Linked DNA regions of Mus musculus: region 1 is linked to region 2. Evidence: chromatin loops called from intact Hi-C (ENCODE). Cell type or tissue: left cerebral cortex. All regions are shown on one strand. Each heading gives the region's core, and the rest is flanking DNA. Links, peaks and the distances in the headings are about the cores only.

Region 1 (7,838 bases), core at 1,131-6,130, 56 kb before region 2:
ACGGGATACATAATGCAAAGAAAGGAGCTCACTAACGCCTATGCAGGTGTCATCTCTAAACCCTGCTCAGGCTTCCATCAGACCGAATTCCTACTTTGTTTGACTTCTTAACAGTTCTGTTATGATCAGGCTGTGACCAGACTCTCCAAAAGCAAGTGTTCTGCTCACTAGAAACTAAAATCTGATGAAAAACTGATCAAATTGTCAGCATGCAGCAGCCTAAAGAAGAGCAAATGTTTGGAAGAGACTAAAGCACAGAGGTCACACCATGACCACTGAAAGATAGGTAGTTAGTAAGGAAGAAGACACCTCAGGAAGCTTTTGTTAAAAAACACACAGGAGGTGAGCCGTTTTCCCAGCACTTGAGAAGCAGCCCAGTTTAATGCCAGTGTGGGTGACATGTTTGGGGATGGTCAAGGACATAGAAACAAAATCTTGTCTCAAGAAGAGCAAAACAAGTAACACCCACCACCACCAAAAAAAAGAAAACTAAGAAAAGGACAACTACAGGGAGTCCTAGCCACAGGTGACAGCCTTCAGGCAGCAGCGCTCATCTCTCATCATCTCAAGGTCAACACTCACTCCATCAGGCTGGTCCGCATAAGTATGTACCACACATAGATACAGATGTTTCAGTTATTTCATTGCTTTTAAGTAGAAAAAATACAAGCTGCTTTTGAAAGCCTAAAAGCTCATTTTAAACAAGCAAACATAAGTATACTGAGCTACCAGCTATTACATAGAATACTTGGGAAAGCCAATGACATCAAGCAAGCAAGGCAATTAAGATGAGATTCAGCACGACGGGCAGGAATGTCATTTTCTCTCTATCATTAGTATTGCTACCAGGCACTGAAAAGGACAAGGAGCTTGCTTACCCATAGTATCCACAAAGATATCGGCATCTCAACAGCTCATTGCCAAGAAGCAATGCAGGTACCAGGCCAGGGCCTTACAGAGTACCAGACAGTAACGAGGGAAGGAAAAACCCTTCATCTGGGGCCACAGACACATTCTCTCACACAGCAGGAGGCTGCCAGGCCCTGTGCTGTCAATCCCTTTCTGGTGTATGGATAAAATCTGCAGATGCAGGCAGTGCAGGCAAGAGGGAGACAGATGCTAAAAATGGAGAAGCATTTTTGCTGTCTGATCCTTAAACACTACCCTCCACTCTCGCTAGCTGTGAACTGCAGCATAGCTGCTGAGGAATCTGCCCACCAGTTTTGTTTCCATAATAAAAGTTTCCACATCTCACAAGTGCTAGAAGCCTCACCCTTTCTGCATTATTCTAATCCTAAAGAAGAAATGATCAATGAAAGAAAATAAAGGATACTGCATTTAGGCAGAAATGGAAGTTCTCAAAATATGTGAAGTTTACGTATAGAAAACGCATGCCTCGTCTCATGTCGTGCTATTAAAGTCCACTTCAGCACAGCATTACCCCTTCTCCCCAAAACGAAGTTTAAAAGCAAAGAGAGAAATCCACTTAAAGACACTCAGGGAAATTAGCATATTTTAAAAATTTTAATAATAGATTTATGAGATAAAATATAAATTCTAGAAAACAAAAGAAACATAATAGACATGGGGAACACTTAGCTTAAAACATTACACAGTGCAGTATTACATTACATGAGAAAAACTTATTAAACTATCTGAGCAGAAATATATATGTCTCTGTGGCTCTTCTTATGTCCAATGCGTATGGGCTAAGTATCTTACTTACATCTTCACTACGGAAGCCCTCAAGTCCTATGTAGTGCATTCCTATTCCTCTGTGATAGCTTTTTAAGGACCAACTTTAATGAGTCAATGTCAACTGAATAAAAAATACACTACTTAAGGCATCTATCAATAATATTTAATTATAAAACTATACTTCTGAAAACATTAGGCTTCCTGGCTGAGGTTTTGATGAGAAATCCAACAAGACTATTTGTTCCTAATAGCCAAGGCATTCTCAACTCAAAGCACAACATAGATTCAATCATGGCTCCTGACTTATGCATAGCATTGCAAATTGGTTCCTGGGCATTAAAGTGCTCTCCCTCTTACCTGTGTATCCAGCATACCAGCCCCAGGAAGCCACCATTCCTAAAAGCCATTTGTACATGAGTCCTTCGATATACCAGAAGCGCTTACTGTCCAGCACTCGGAGTGGCTGCAGTATAATTACATAGCAGATGTAGGATGGAATAGCGACCAGGTTGTTGGCGACCATGAAGGCAAATCTCATCAGGGCTTTCGCTACAATCCAGCCCAGCCACGGAGCTTCTTCCACGGTCACGGCCATTCTTACATTGGCGTCGGTCCTGTCTTTCTGGGGATGAAAGGAAAAAATCATTTCAAAAGGAAAAATGGGTGCAGTCGGCGGCAGCAGCACAGAAATCTCCAGCACAAAAATACAAGAAAACGCGAGGGTCTACGCTCTCCAGATGCAGCGCTCGCTCGCTCGCTCGCTCGCCCGCCTGGCGATCTCGAGGGCAAATTCCAGAGGGGGACAGTGAGGAGGGAGGAGCCGCACAAGGTCAAGAGAGCCGTTCTGCGGGGCACGGGCCACGGCGGAACACAGTTAACCAACGCTAGACCGTCCCGCTAGCCGGTGGCGGCCCCGCACTGCGACCCTCGGTCTCCGCACGCTGCCCCGGACCTGGACCCGGACCAGGACCCGCCGGCCGGAGGTCCCGCCACGCCGGTCCTGAAACGCCCGGCCATGCCTTTACCGGGGCTCCCCCAAGGGCTCGTCCGCAAGAGCGGGGTGCTTGCTTTTCCTCGCCACTGAAGGGGAAAGGAAAGGAGAGGGGCCCAGGAAGGAGGAGGAGGAGAAGGAGGAAGATGAGAGGAAGCCGGCGGGGAGGGGGAGGGGAGCGGGACCAGAAGGTGAAGCCGAGGGGCGAGGGATGCGGAGCCCGTGGAGCCCGCGACGCCCGGCTGAGGAGGCTCGGGCAGCGGTTTCCTCAGGTGAGGAGCCGGACGGCCTCCGGGTCGCCGCGGCGGGCTCTCCTCCGCCGGGTCCCCTCAGCGGGCTCTCCACAGAGGGCTCCCCTCGGCCAGGTATCCTCCTCGGCGGGCTCACCTCAGTGGGCGCGAGCGGCGAGCGGCGACAGGGCCGAGGGCCGGCGGCGGCGGCGGCGGCGGGAGTCCCTGGCCCGGGGGTCGCGGTCATGGACGCGGCTGCGGCGGCCCAGGCGGCCCGAGGCGCGGCGCGAGCGGGCGCGCGGGCGCCCTAGTCCCCTCGCGGCTGCCTGCGGACAGAGGCGCGGTGGGGACTCAGAGGCCGGACCTGTCACCGGGGCGGGTCCCGGGGAGGCGGGCGATGCCCCGCGCCCCCGCCTCCGCCTCCTCCCCGGGCCTACCGCGCCCTCGGCCCTCGGGCCGCCGCCGCCTCCTCCACAGGCCACGCGACCAACGGCACCCTTCCCCGCCCCCAGCGCCTCCCGGGCCCGGCCCGCCGCGCCCCAGGTTTACCTTGGGCAGGCCGGGACCCAGCCCGGGCTGCGGGAGCCGGAAGAATGCATGGCCGGCGGAAGGAGGCGGCGGCGGCGGCAGCGGCGGCGCGGCCCTCCCGGCTCCAGGTCCCGGGCGGCGTGGAGACTCGCTCGCTCCCCAGGGCCCGGTGGCTGCGTGCGCCCCGGCCGGCGGGGCGGGTTGGCGGGAGGAAGCGGCGGCGCCCCTGAGCGCCCTCTAACGAAGGCGCGGCGCGGCCCGCCCCACGGACCCCCTAGTGCGCGGTCGAGGGCGCCCCGGGCCGCCCGGCCTAGGCCCCGGACGTCGCCGAGCTCCGAGTCGGGCGGGGCAGAACGCTGCTCGGAAAGGTCTAGGAAGAAGGCCAGCTCTGCCAGCGCGCGCGGACCTTTCGGGCCCTCCTGGACCCCTTTCAGCCAAAAGGGCCGCTGCGCTGCATTGTTGCGGCTCCTTTGGCCGCCCCAGGCTGGCACGCTTTCTCCTTTTCATTCCTAAAGAAACTCGCTTGGGCTCAGAGCTTTTCTTCTGAACCTCCCCAAGGCATTACGGTCTAGTGTTTTAAATCAATTGTTTTAAGTGCCAGAGTTCTTGTTTCTGGAAAGCACCTGAAACCTGAATGACAACATTTTCAATCCCGCTACACACACACACACACACACACACACACACACACACACACACACACACGGTGGGGGCAGATCAGTGAGAATCCAGTGGTCTGCACAGAAATAGAACTGAATTAATGAAGAAAAAACAATTAGCCACATGCTTGATACTGAATACAATGGCCTTAAGAACTCCTAGCCAGCCCTGATCACTACTAGGACATTAGCTGAATTTGGGTTCAAAGGCTGAACACCATAAGGAATACAGACAGCATACCTAAGACAAAACCAAACCACCAAAACCAAGGGTCCTTTCAGACCCAGTATCTCTTGTTGGGTGTGGTAGCTGATGCTCCTAATCTCAGCACTTGAGAAGCTGAGGCAGGAGGATTGATGTGAGCTTCAGGCTAGCTTAGGATAAAGAATGAGTTAGAGATCCTGTCTATGAATAGGTAAAGCTTTGTGACTAGAGCAGCAGTTTGTTTTCTCCTTCTTTTAAAACCAGGCCTTACTTTCTATGTAGTCCAGGCTGATCTGTAATTTATAACATAGCTCAGGCTGGCCTTCAACATGTAGAAAACATCCTGCCTCATTCTCCCCAAAGTTGGGGTCATAGGTTTGAGCCACAATGCCCAGCTAGGATGGCAGTTTTCACGTGTCTCTAGGGAACTGCCATATTTGAAGGAGTATCACTTATTGTGAAAATGTCAAAGCCCAGTGTGGTGGTTCTCATAGATAATCCCAGCACCAGAGAGGCTAAGGCAGGAGTGCCAGGAGTCCTGGGCCAGCCTAGGCTACTAGACCTTGTCAAAAAAAAAAAAAAAAAATCAAACCAAAAAAATGTTCATGCTTTGATAAAACTGTCCCTCTCTTTCCTCCAACTTTGATCCAGGAATGACAGGCAAGTTGCCTTTTGCCATGTGAAAATATTTTTTTAATTCCTATTCTACACAGAACCTGTATGATATTGATATAGATATATAAATAATTTCCATGTATGTTAGCCTTTATAGCTATTATTATCCTTTACCTGTTCACAAACATATTTTACTGTACAGGGCATGCTAGGGATGTAGCTCATGTGTATTTTCAAGGCCCATCCCAACCTGTGACAAAGCACACCTAAAAAGAATTAAAGGCAATTGGCCTTGTCAAGGAACTGTCCATAGAGGCTCAACTGATGAGTAGCAAAAGAAAAGTCAGATACACCCATTCATTGGCCATTCTTCCTTTCATTTTAGGCACCAAGAACTTCAAATAAACCTAAGGAGAGAAGTGTAATAAGATGACCATTCAAGTTGTGTCATTATATTCTTAAGGAAGATAGTCAAAAGACATATTTCCAGAATCAAACATCAATTTCTTCAAGGATTCCACCTGTTCTCATCTCACTCAGCTTCTCCACATGCTGTGGTACCCACTGACACTGATAACAAGCATCGAGACTTATATCTGCTTACTAGATGGTAGAACATCTGCCTGAACACTAGATACACTAACTTAAGAGAATTAGCACTTGCTAGCCAAGCAGTGGAGCTCAAGATTTCGGTTTCAAAAGCATCATTTGTGACATTTTACCACAGTAAGAACCCAGATACATAAAAGAATAGTATAACAGGAGATCTTGGGGGCCTGCATTTTTTTCAGAGTATTAAAGGAATGCTAGGCATGGTGGAGCACACCTTTGATCTTAGTACTCCGAGGCAGAGACAGGTGGCTCTGAGTGAGTCTGAGGCAAATTTGGACTATGTAGTGAGCTTCAAGGCAGCTGAGGCTATGTAGAGAGAGACCCTGTCTCAGAAATCTAACCAGTCAACCAAAGAAACAAAAATTGTTAATAGGAGATTCTGAGGTTGATAGTTTATAGACTTTAAGTAACCTGAATCTTGGAGGTACAACCTTTTAATTGCAAGTTATTATTGGATCACATCTGTTCTGTCTGCATTAGTCCACAACAAAATGCTAGTCACTAGTTTTCATCAAGTTCCGGAAGCTAAAGCCAAAGATCAAGGTGTGGACAGGTTTGGTTTCTCTGGCCTGTCTCCTTGGTTTGCCCTGTACTCACATGGCATCTCTCTATAAGCGTTTGTCTCTAGATCTGTCCAAATCCCTTCTGGTGTTTCACTGAGAGACAGGTCTTCATAGGAAACCAGCAGGCCAGCCCTCACCTCATTATTTGGCTCAGACAGTACTCTACAGAAGTGTCTTCCTTCCAAATGCTGAGATTAGAGGCATGTGCCACCACACCCAGTCAAACCTCTTAAAAGATAACCAGTCTGATTGGATTGAGGCCCACACTAATGGCTGCGTTTCAAAATAGTTGTCTCTTTTAAGGCCCCAGGTCTATTTGCATTCTGAGGAAGCAGAAACTGAGTTCCAGTGTATGAATTTTTGGGGTGCTGTTCAGCCATAGCATTCTCTTCTCTACACTGCAGCAGACATTGTCATTTTAGTTGCTCTTCAGGCAAAGTACCAAGAAGCCCAGTTCCCTAGATCATCTCATTATCTTAACTAGCTTCTACCCGGGAGGATTTGTTTGGTGGCTGTTGTTTGGTGGGGGAGAACCTGGGGCTGAATGCCTGCTAAATAGGCTCTAGCTGTACCCTAGCCTACCCTTACAGGAAGCTGCCTGTGCAGCTTTTCTTGAAGTTCAGCAAATTGTGCAGCACACCATGCTACAGGTACAAATATGCCAACGGCATATGGAAGGGGTTTTTCTTAGCTTTCTGACCACAGAATTATGTTCAGTTTAAGATAATTAAACCTCTATAAATCATGAAAAATGGTGTTTGGTCTAACTTGTTCAGGAAACCGTTTCAGATGGTGTTTACAGCCATTTCTTATATTTCTTTTTTTTTTCCTTTTTTCTTCCTTTTTCTCATTTCTTATATTTCAACATTCATTTTAGTTTATCATGTTGCATTCATTTTTTTCTCCTTGCATATAATAACTTTTTTGCCTTGCCACTTTTTAACACTAACTTGCTGAGGTTTTCCTATGGTTTATTTGCATTCTACCACATGCAAATAGAGATATAAATTCCTTGAATGATCCTAACAGGAAGATCAGAATGGCTGTAGAAAAGTCAGTGACAACTGGCTTCCAGTTTCCTGTTCCACCACCTTAGAGCTATTTTTAACAAAACACGAACCTTAATTCCAGAGTTGCAGAGCTTTTGTGTACAACCCTAATAGGGAACAAAAAGGAAACAGATCCTACCTTACGGCAACAGGTCTGTCTCAAAACCTTAAATTTGAACCACAAAACATGGTGGGAAAATACAGCAACTTCCATTTCTTAGAGTCTCCACACATTTGAAAACAATCTAACCTAACTCCTCAGAAGAATAGATTCCACCCACATGATCCACATACGCACAGCGAATTAGGTTATAACTAGAGGGGGGTCCCTTGGGTAGAAGATTTCCCCCAGGGCCCACTCTTTTTCCTAGTGGCAATTATAAAAACATTTTACCTGCCTGTGCTGGTTTCTACAATGAGGCTCCAATGGACTATTTCCTCTCTAGGGGGAACCTACCAGCAGTTCTGTGCCCATGCAGTGACTTGGCACAGGCCCGAGATTGCTAAGAAACAGTGGCAACCTAGAAGTCAGCAGCCCCAGAGAGTCTGGCATTCCAGTTGCTGTCGCACCAACCTCCGGCTGGAAAGATACCAATAGTCATTGTATATAAAGCCTGTGGGGCTATCATCTTAAAGTCCTCTAGACAAGGTGGGTCAGACTTGACCCTCAAGTCTTGACCAAAACATT
Region 2 (7,838 bases), core at 1,831-6,830:
GCCTTGTGGAAATGCAGTGTGCCCAGTAGAGTGATGGAAACGTCCTTGTAAAGGAATGGAAGAATTCAAAGGTGGGGTTGGAGGGCAGGGCCTGGAGAAGATGGCCGGAACAGGTCTAAGAAGATCAGTAGGTGTGGTCCGACGAAGCTCAGAGGATGCAAATGTGTACTCAGCTCTGACCAACCAGTGAGGATCCTGTATGGGCCAGGCACGTGCTGATGAGCCGAGCCCCTCCCCGCCCCGCAGTGAACCAGCCCAGTCCTGGACCTCACTGAGCGCCCTTTCCAGCGGAAAGAGACAAGTAGCAAACATGGAGACCATTAGAGGATTATCAGAACTATGAGCAGAAAGAGACAAACCATGGAAAGGGATACAGGTGTGCCCGCTGAAGAGAACTCATTTTAAAGACAGGAACTTTGATTTGGCAGCAAAGAGCACAGTCTGTGTTAACCCAGTAAGAACCCAGCTTGAGCCAACCACAGTCTCCTGGTTATGACTACCATTTCAAAGTTTTTAATTTATCTATGTGGTGATGTGTAGGGGGTTGGTGTGGTGTTGCTTGCATTTAAATGCTAAATGCTGCCTCCAAAGATCTGGTCATCCTGTGAGCAGATCCTCACACCGAGTGATGCTATGTAAACCTTGCTCCCCAATTTAACTAGTCAATAAAAGGCTAGAGCCCATGAATAGGCAGAAGAGGGAAAAAGGTGGGACTTGGTGATTGAGTGAAGGTTCTCAGGAGAGATGAAAGAGAGAGACATGGAGAGTGGAGGAGGCCAGCTTGAGAGGAGACTGACTATGAGCACTTGGCTAGGAAAACCAGCAAGAAACAAGGGCTGGAGAAATGGCTCAGAGGTTAAAAGTACTGACTGCTCTTCCAGAGGTCCTGAGTTTAATTCCCAGCAACCATATGGTGGCTCACAACCATCTGTCATGAGATCCAATGCCCTTGAAGACAGTGGCAGTGTATTCACATAACATAAATAAATAAGTAAATTTTGAAAAAAAAGAAAGAAAGAAACAAGAGACATATGTCTGGGAAATAAGTTAGAATCCCTCCAAACCTGCCCAATCTAGTCTTACGGCTTGTGAATAAAATGCCTGGATTGTGCGTCTTTTCTACAGGTTAAGTAGAGTTTATCATTCCTTCCACAGCAATGTATTGTTAGGTTTGGTGGCAAAAGCCTTCACCCACTAAATCATCTTGCCAGCCATTGTTGCTATTTTTGGCATCAGGTGACCCTGGCATATATTCCAAACACTGTAGGATAAACACAGTCATCAACCCAGTATTTCATGCTACATACTGTCCCAGGAAAGCTGAAGAACATTCCAATTGGCCACAGTCCACCTTTGTCCAGCTTAGCATGTAAGTCTCTTCTTTCTTTGAGATGTGAGGATCCCGCTATTTGTACTTCTATGCATAAGTCTTTGCTGAATGCAATCTCTGCAGCTTGTCCGCCTTTCTTTAGAGTCCTGGCACCTTCCCTTCCCCTTGTCTTACTATACACCATAAACCAAGCTTTCTCAAAACAATCCGATCTCTTTCATCTTCATTACGGCTTCATTTTTTTTTTTTTTTTTTTTTTTTTTTTTTTTTGGTTTTTTTGAGACAGGGTTTCTCTGTGTAGCCCTGGCTGTCCTGGAGCTCACTTTGTAGACCAGGCTGGCCTCGAACTCAGAAATCTGCCTGCCTCTGCCTCCCGAGTGCTGGGATTAAAGGCGTGCGCCGCCACGCCCGGCCATGCTTCATTTCTGAAGCTTGTTGTTTCTCTTAGACCGTTTGAGACTTAAAATAATCCTGTGACAAGGTGGGGGTGGGGGTGGGGGTGGGGGGAACTGAGTCTCTGTGCCTGCTGCTCCGTTTTCCGACTGTCCAGGGAGAGTGTGCTGTACCACAAACTGGGTAGCATAAGAGTAGAGTTACATTTTCTCATGGGTTTGAAGGCCAGAACTCAGGGATCAGAATGCAGACAGAATCCTTCTGAGGATGTAGGAGCTCAAGAAAGTACCCAAGAGCTGAAGATGTCTGCAACCCTATAGGTGGAACAACAATATGAACTAACCAGTAACCCCAGAGCTCGTGTCTCTAGCTGCATATGTAGCAGAAGATAGCATAGTCAGCCATCAGTGGAAAGAGAGGCCCATTGGTCGTGCAAACTTTATCTGCCTCAGTACAGGGGAACGCCAGGGCCAAGAAGTGGGAGTGAGTGGGTAGGGGAGCAGGGTGGGGGGAGGGTATAGGGGACTTTTGTGATAGCATTTGAACTGTAAATGAAGAAAATATCTAATAATAATAAAAAAGAATCCTTCTGAGGGCTGTGAGGTAAACAGTGCGCTCCATGCCGCCCTCCTTGGCTGTTAGGTGGCCGTTCTCTCACTGCGTTCTCACGGGCTCAGTCTTCCCTCTGTGTGTGGTTGGTCCTTAATCTCCCCACTTTATAGAAGATACCTTTCATTTATGTTGGGGCTTGCTTGTGTGACTTCATTTTCAATTTCATTCTAATATTGTGCAACTGTTTGCCTTGTTGGTCATGTTCCAAATGAAGTCCTATTTTTTTTTAAAGATTTAGTTATTATATGTAAATACACTGTAGCTGTCTTCAGACACCCCAGAAAAGGGTGTCAGATCTTATTATGGATGGTTGTGAGCCACCATGTGTGGTTGCTGGGATTTGAACTCAGGACCTTCGCAAGAGCAGTCAGTGCTCTTAACCACTGAGCCATCTCTCCAGTCCATGAAATCCTATTCTAAGGTAGTCAGAATTCCCAATGTAAATCTGGAGAGATATAGCACAAAGAAGCCCATACGACACCTCCATAAGGCAACTCCATAAGGCACCTTGAACTTTAGATCTTGCAGCTTGTGTTGGCTGGCTCATCGAGGCGAGACAGGTAGATGACCTCCCCCACACACCGTGGCTTCCAGTACACAACCCACTCACTATTTGAGAATCTATCTAGAAACAAAGGAAACTCACTAGGAAAGATAAATATTTTGATATTATAGAACAGACTCCAAAAGTCCTCTTTGGATTAGATCAGGATCTGAACTCTGGCTAACCCCGCAAAGATCTATGGCTTGTTCGGAGGCTGAACAGAAGCTAAGAGAACTATATAGCAGAAACTAAGAAAAGCAAAATCAACAGGAGAGAAAGAAAATACATTAGGAGGGATACAAACCCAAGGAGATAGGAGGAGAGGGTTAGAGGAAGAAGGAAAAGAGGTCGAGGAGTTGTGAATTACCTCAGGTCACCTCAGAAATTGCAGCTGCTCTCTGGAGACTTGGTAATGCATGCAAATGTGTTTCTCGAGTTGAAGTGTTATACCATGGGAAAGTGTTGTTTTCTAAGGTAGAAATATCCAGGCACGGTGCCCTTTGGAGGCCAGCATCGCAGGTTTTCTGCCAGGCTACTCCCTAACTTTTTTTTGGTGTTGTTAATTTTTAAGCCACAACTAAAATAGCTCAAATCTTTTGTGAATTGCCGATCTCAGTCTCCATTGCTCTGGGATGCTTGATTTTTTTCAAAAATCAGCAAGTATGAAAACCTTCCGAGACACATTAACCTTTGCAGTCAACTTGTCAGGCTGGAATGTTTACTTAGTGCTGAGGTCCTGGGATAACTCCCAGAGGGGACGGCAGGTGACAGCCATGGCTGCCTCTCAGGCGTAGAATCTCGTCTTACTTTCCTGAGAATGAGTTAGCTACATTCCAGCACCTTCTACCTCAGGCCTGTTTGACTTAGAAACTGAGTCAGGAAAAAGCAAGTCTTTCCTACAATCTTTGAACTAAACTATTTGCAAGCTATATGCCCTGTATGCCAGTCTGCACTGTGACAAAAGACCCAAGAGCAAACCAGCTTAATGGAGGAAAGATTTGTTTTGGCTCACAATTTCACAAGTTACAGTCTATGGTTGTGTAGCTCCATTGGCTCTGGGTCTGTGGTAAGTGTACAGGACAGGGTGCTCCCCCCCCAGGCCCCCACACTTCAGTAAACTAGGTCCTGCCTCATAAGAGCCCACCACACTATGAACCCACCACTAGATTAACCCATGAATGACATCAGAGCTCCCACAGTCCAGTCCCCTCCTAAAGCCCCACCACTTAAACAGTAAACACGTGAGCACAGACTATAATATCTTCACCTTTATGTACCTCTAAAACCTAGTTAATGACAACTTGCTAGGTGAAGTTCATAAGCAAGGCTAAGGTGGAACCAAATTTTGAGAATTCTGGTTTGAGTATTCCACCAGGAAGGTTGACAGCGGCCCAACAGCAGTGCCACTGGGCCCCGAGTCATCTGGGTGGGCGTTTCCCTAGCAGCGTGTCATAAGTGAGTCAGTTTCCAGCTGCTGCCGCTCTTGCTTCCAGATATGATTCACTGCTAATTTAGCTCTGCTGTTGCAAGGTAGCTGAGCTCTGTGACGAGGGATGTGTGTTCAGCTGCTTCGTTACTGACACGAAACTTTCTTGTTTTGATTTATTCACTGTTTTGGGTTTTGCAGACAGAGTTTCTCTGTGTAGCCCTGGCTGACCTGGAGCTAGCTCTTTAGACCAGGCTGGTCAGCCTGCTCTGCTTTCGAGTGCTGGGATTAAAGGTGTGAGCCATCACACCCAGCTTTGCAACTTTCTTGACATTGTACCTATAGACAAGAATGCATTGCAGCAGGATCATGGTCAGTATGCCTTGATGGCTAAGGCACACATACACCTAATCTTTCCAAATACCCTTTGTACAGTTCCCTCCGTAGTGACCTTCAGTAATTTGTCCACTTGTGCATGAGAAAGGGAAGGGTGGGCCCACTCTGCTACTTTGCCCAATTTGAAAGCAGTGTTAAGAGTAAGGAAAAGAAAAGATTGAAAACCAAGCTTAAACAACAGACTGTGTCATGCTCCTTGCAAATGGCTTGCCAGTGACATGTGCAAATTAATTTCTCTCAGCAGATGTTTGGGTAATAAAAATACATATTTAGTTTTTTTTTTTCCAGCTCCTGCTCAGCTGTGGGTTCACTGCGGCTGTAGCAGGAAGCATTAGGATCTAATGAGCAGAGATTGAGAATTAAGGCCAGTTATTCTTATAATTATTCTTGGGAGAAAAGGCGAAGGGACTCTAGCCAGCCTGGGCTTTGCAAGCATAGCTCTGGAAGGCCTTGCCCTTCTCCCCGATTCCCTCTGCCTTGCTAAAAACTGTTAGATTACATTCCTAAAGCCAACCACCAAGGTCTAGTCCTTTATTTGGCTACTTCCCCCTCCTGAGACTGACTACCAAGGTCCAGCTATCAAAAAGTATTGAAGTCCAGCAATCAAATGTCCCATTTGTTCACCTAATTATCATACCCAATCAAGATATGCCGCCGCCTCCTAACCCAGCCTCTTCCTATAAATTACGCCTGCAAGGTCATTTGCTGCGGTTTTTCTGCCAGAGTGGCTGACACAACGGCCACTTTCTCTTCTTCCCCACTTTAAATAAAGGATCTCTCAGAAAACAGGTGTTTGGGTGTGGTTTGTGCCTAGTCAGGGTCTGAAAAGAACCCCCTGCTATGTGTGTGGGAGGGTCTTGCTCAAGAGGTTCCAGGGCAACTGCAAATATGACCAGACCAAGTCAGGCTCTGTAGGAGGGGCTACAGGATACAACTATTGTGGTGAAAGTTGTGAAAGTTGCTTGTTAGGCAATGGCCAGTGTTCCTAACAGCCTGGAGTACCTTTGGGGGACTTTAATACTTTGAGGTTTCCTTTGGCATCCAAGGAAAAAGGAATCCCACAAATTGGGCTGGGATGACTAAGGTACAATTAGGTATAAAATTATTCTCCCTGGAGGAGCCTGACGAATTTACGTGTGTCTGTGACAGCATTGTGTCACCTTTATACCACAAAGTTCCCGCTTTCCTTACAAGCTGTGCTTATGTGAGCAGGGTCTGCGTTACCCATCTTTGGAGAGACAGATTGGAAGACAGACTTGCTGCAGAACTTGAGGTTCAGATGAGTCTGCTATAAACCCTTGCTCCTCTGTGCTGCCTGTAGTCTGCGCCTCAGCTGCCTCACAGGATTGCCAGGAGGACAGTAACAACTTAAACACACTTTCTCATACACTCCACACACAAACTGGCTCACAGCCGTATTTCTAGCCATATGTAAACATTATGAAAATCCAGACGATAAGTAAAGGTACAGACAGAAGGGTGGATGGGTGGATGGATGGGTGGATGGATGGACACTCTTCTATACAAGGGTGGCAATACTTGCAAATAGCTTAACTTCTATTTAGCCATCTCTAGTGGAAAGGTTTTTCTCTTTCCCTGCATCCATATATACAAGGCAAGGAGAAGGATCTGATTGGCTGTTTCTGGGTTGCATGCCCACCACTGTGAGGTGAGAAGGGTTCCATGATTGGCTGTTGCACTGAAGTAATTTAGATGGGGAAAGGAAATCCCCTCAAAGGAAAGGCTGTCTAAATGCTGTCACAAACATAGATATGTGAGTGTGGAGGTAAGCTTGGCACGCAGAACACTGCTGTCTTTCAGTGGGTGAGATGTCAGTGCAAGGCTGTATGCTTGGGACCCAAGTCAACAGCAGACTGACTGTTCCTCCCTCCTTTCGACAGCTCCCAGTCCCACTGTTGTCAGTGGCTTCCACCTCCTCCCTTGAGTGTCTGTCCCAGGCACACTCAGAGTCACTTAATGAGACTGTTGGGAAACTCCAACCCAAGCGGGGATGTAAGGACCCCACTTGGTAACTCCCTTAGGGAAAGGAGAGATCACACTTTTTGGTTCTGAAATGGACTCACAAGGAAGTCAGAGAGCTACAGTAGAGGAGACAGAAAGGGAACCCGGAGAAGTCATCATTAGACCCTCCCTACTAGTGCTGGAAGAGTTCCACCCAGAGGGCATCCCTCGGAGCACAGGCTGGCTCTCCCTTCCTTCCCTACTAATGCTGGCAGGGTTTCATCCAAAAGGTGTCCTGCGGAGCACTGGCTGGCTCTCTTTCCTCCTCTCCCCGCAACCACCACTCTCTTCTGCTGTTTTCACAGTATCCAGTCTCTGCAGGCAACTTTCCTTCCCAAGCCAGATGTTCCATCCCTGGAGGCTGGAGTCCAGAGAGGCGGGGCTTGAGCAGGAGCAGAATCATTTAGCCCAGGTGTGGCTAGAGTCACATGTTGGGAGCAGAGCAGCAAGGTCCTTGCACCCACAGATCTCCAGAGAAACCAGGAATGATAAACACACAATTACCTGAAATACTTACTAATAGCAGCCACCTAATGACACTGTTCCCATTCTAGCCTCTCTGGCACATCTTTCCAATGGAAAAGATGAAAAACTTGTTCTTCCATCCAGAAAGCTGGGAATTGGAGTAATAGCTTGGTGATCTGTGTTATCTGTTGGGCCAGGCCATAGCATGGTCCTACAACCAGGACCAGAGATGGCTTAGTATAAATACCCTTATAGCCAGAGACTCCCCTAAACTCTCACAGTCAGGACTAGAGGTGGATAGTAGCCCAAATGACTATGTTATCTGTATGATGGAGACCAGGCCAGATCCTTAGGCCCTTAAGCTAGTACAGTTAGCTTATCTCTAGAACTCATCTTCTTGGAAGAGATGACACTAACCTGATTTGAGTTTCAATGTAATTACATGTCTTTGTGCACCTGGGATTGTATTACACCAGGAAACTTTTTTTTTTAAAACTACACTGGGCTTAAATATATTGGAAATAAACCACCTGATATTATACTCCTTAAAGTCTAATCCAGGTTGATGAAGTCAGTCTCACCAGATTTTCATTCCTACGTCTTGGCAAGGTTAGCATCCTGTGCTGATTTGTATCTGCTCTGCCCAGGGA

The links. A loop is a pair of places that touch in the nucleus more often than their neighbours do. Peaks named below come from ENCODE experiments on the same cell type or tissue, not always from the same donor. Only the 100,000 strongest peaks of a DNase experiment are listed, where the experiment ranks them.
Region 1: a loop joins it to region 2, with 2.1 times the contacts of the local background. A loop is called at or near these places in 3 of 42 quality-filtered maps.

What each region holds. Positions count from the first base shown.
Region 1 is chr1:191,713,836-191,721,673 of GRCm38, reverse strand. Lpgat1 (lysophosphatidylglycerol acyltransferase 1) reads right to left here and starts at 3,650. Exons shown (of 8, transcript NM_172266.3): 1 at 3,469-3,650; 2 at 2,056-2,320. The coding sequence starts at 2,293. In left cerebral cortex, for the core only: CTCF peaks have their summits at 1,143 and 3,693; DNase peaks (open chromatin) are centred at 2,257, 2,798, 3,438 and 3,739; H3K4me3 peaks cover 2,971 bases; H3K27ac peaks cover 3,305 bases.
Region 2 is chr1:191,658,899-191,666,736 of GRCm38, reverse strand. No RefSeq gene overlaps it. Among named protein-coding and RNA genes, the nearest start is that of Gm39741, 14 kb to the right of the region's middle. In left cerebral cortex, for the core only: no CTCF peak of the experiment used is centred there; a DNase peak (open chromatin) is centred at 4,357; H3K27ac peaks cover 196 bases.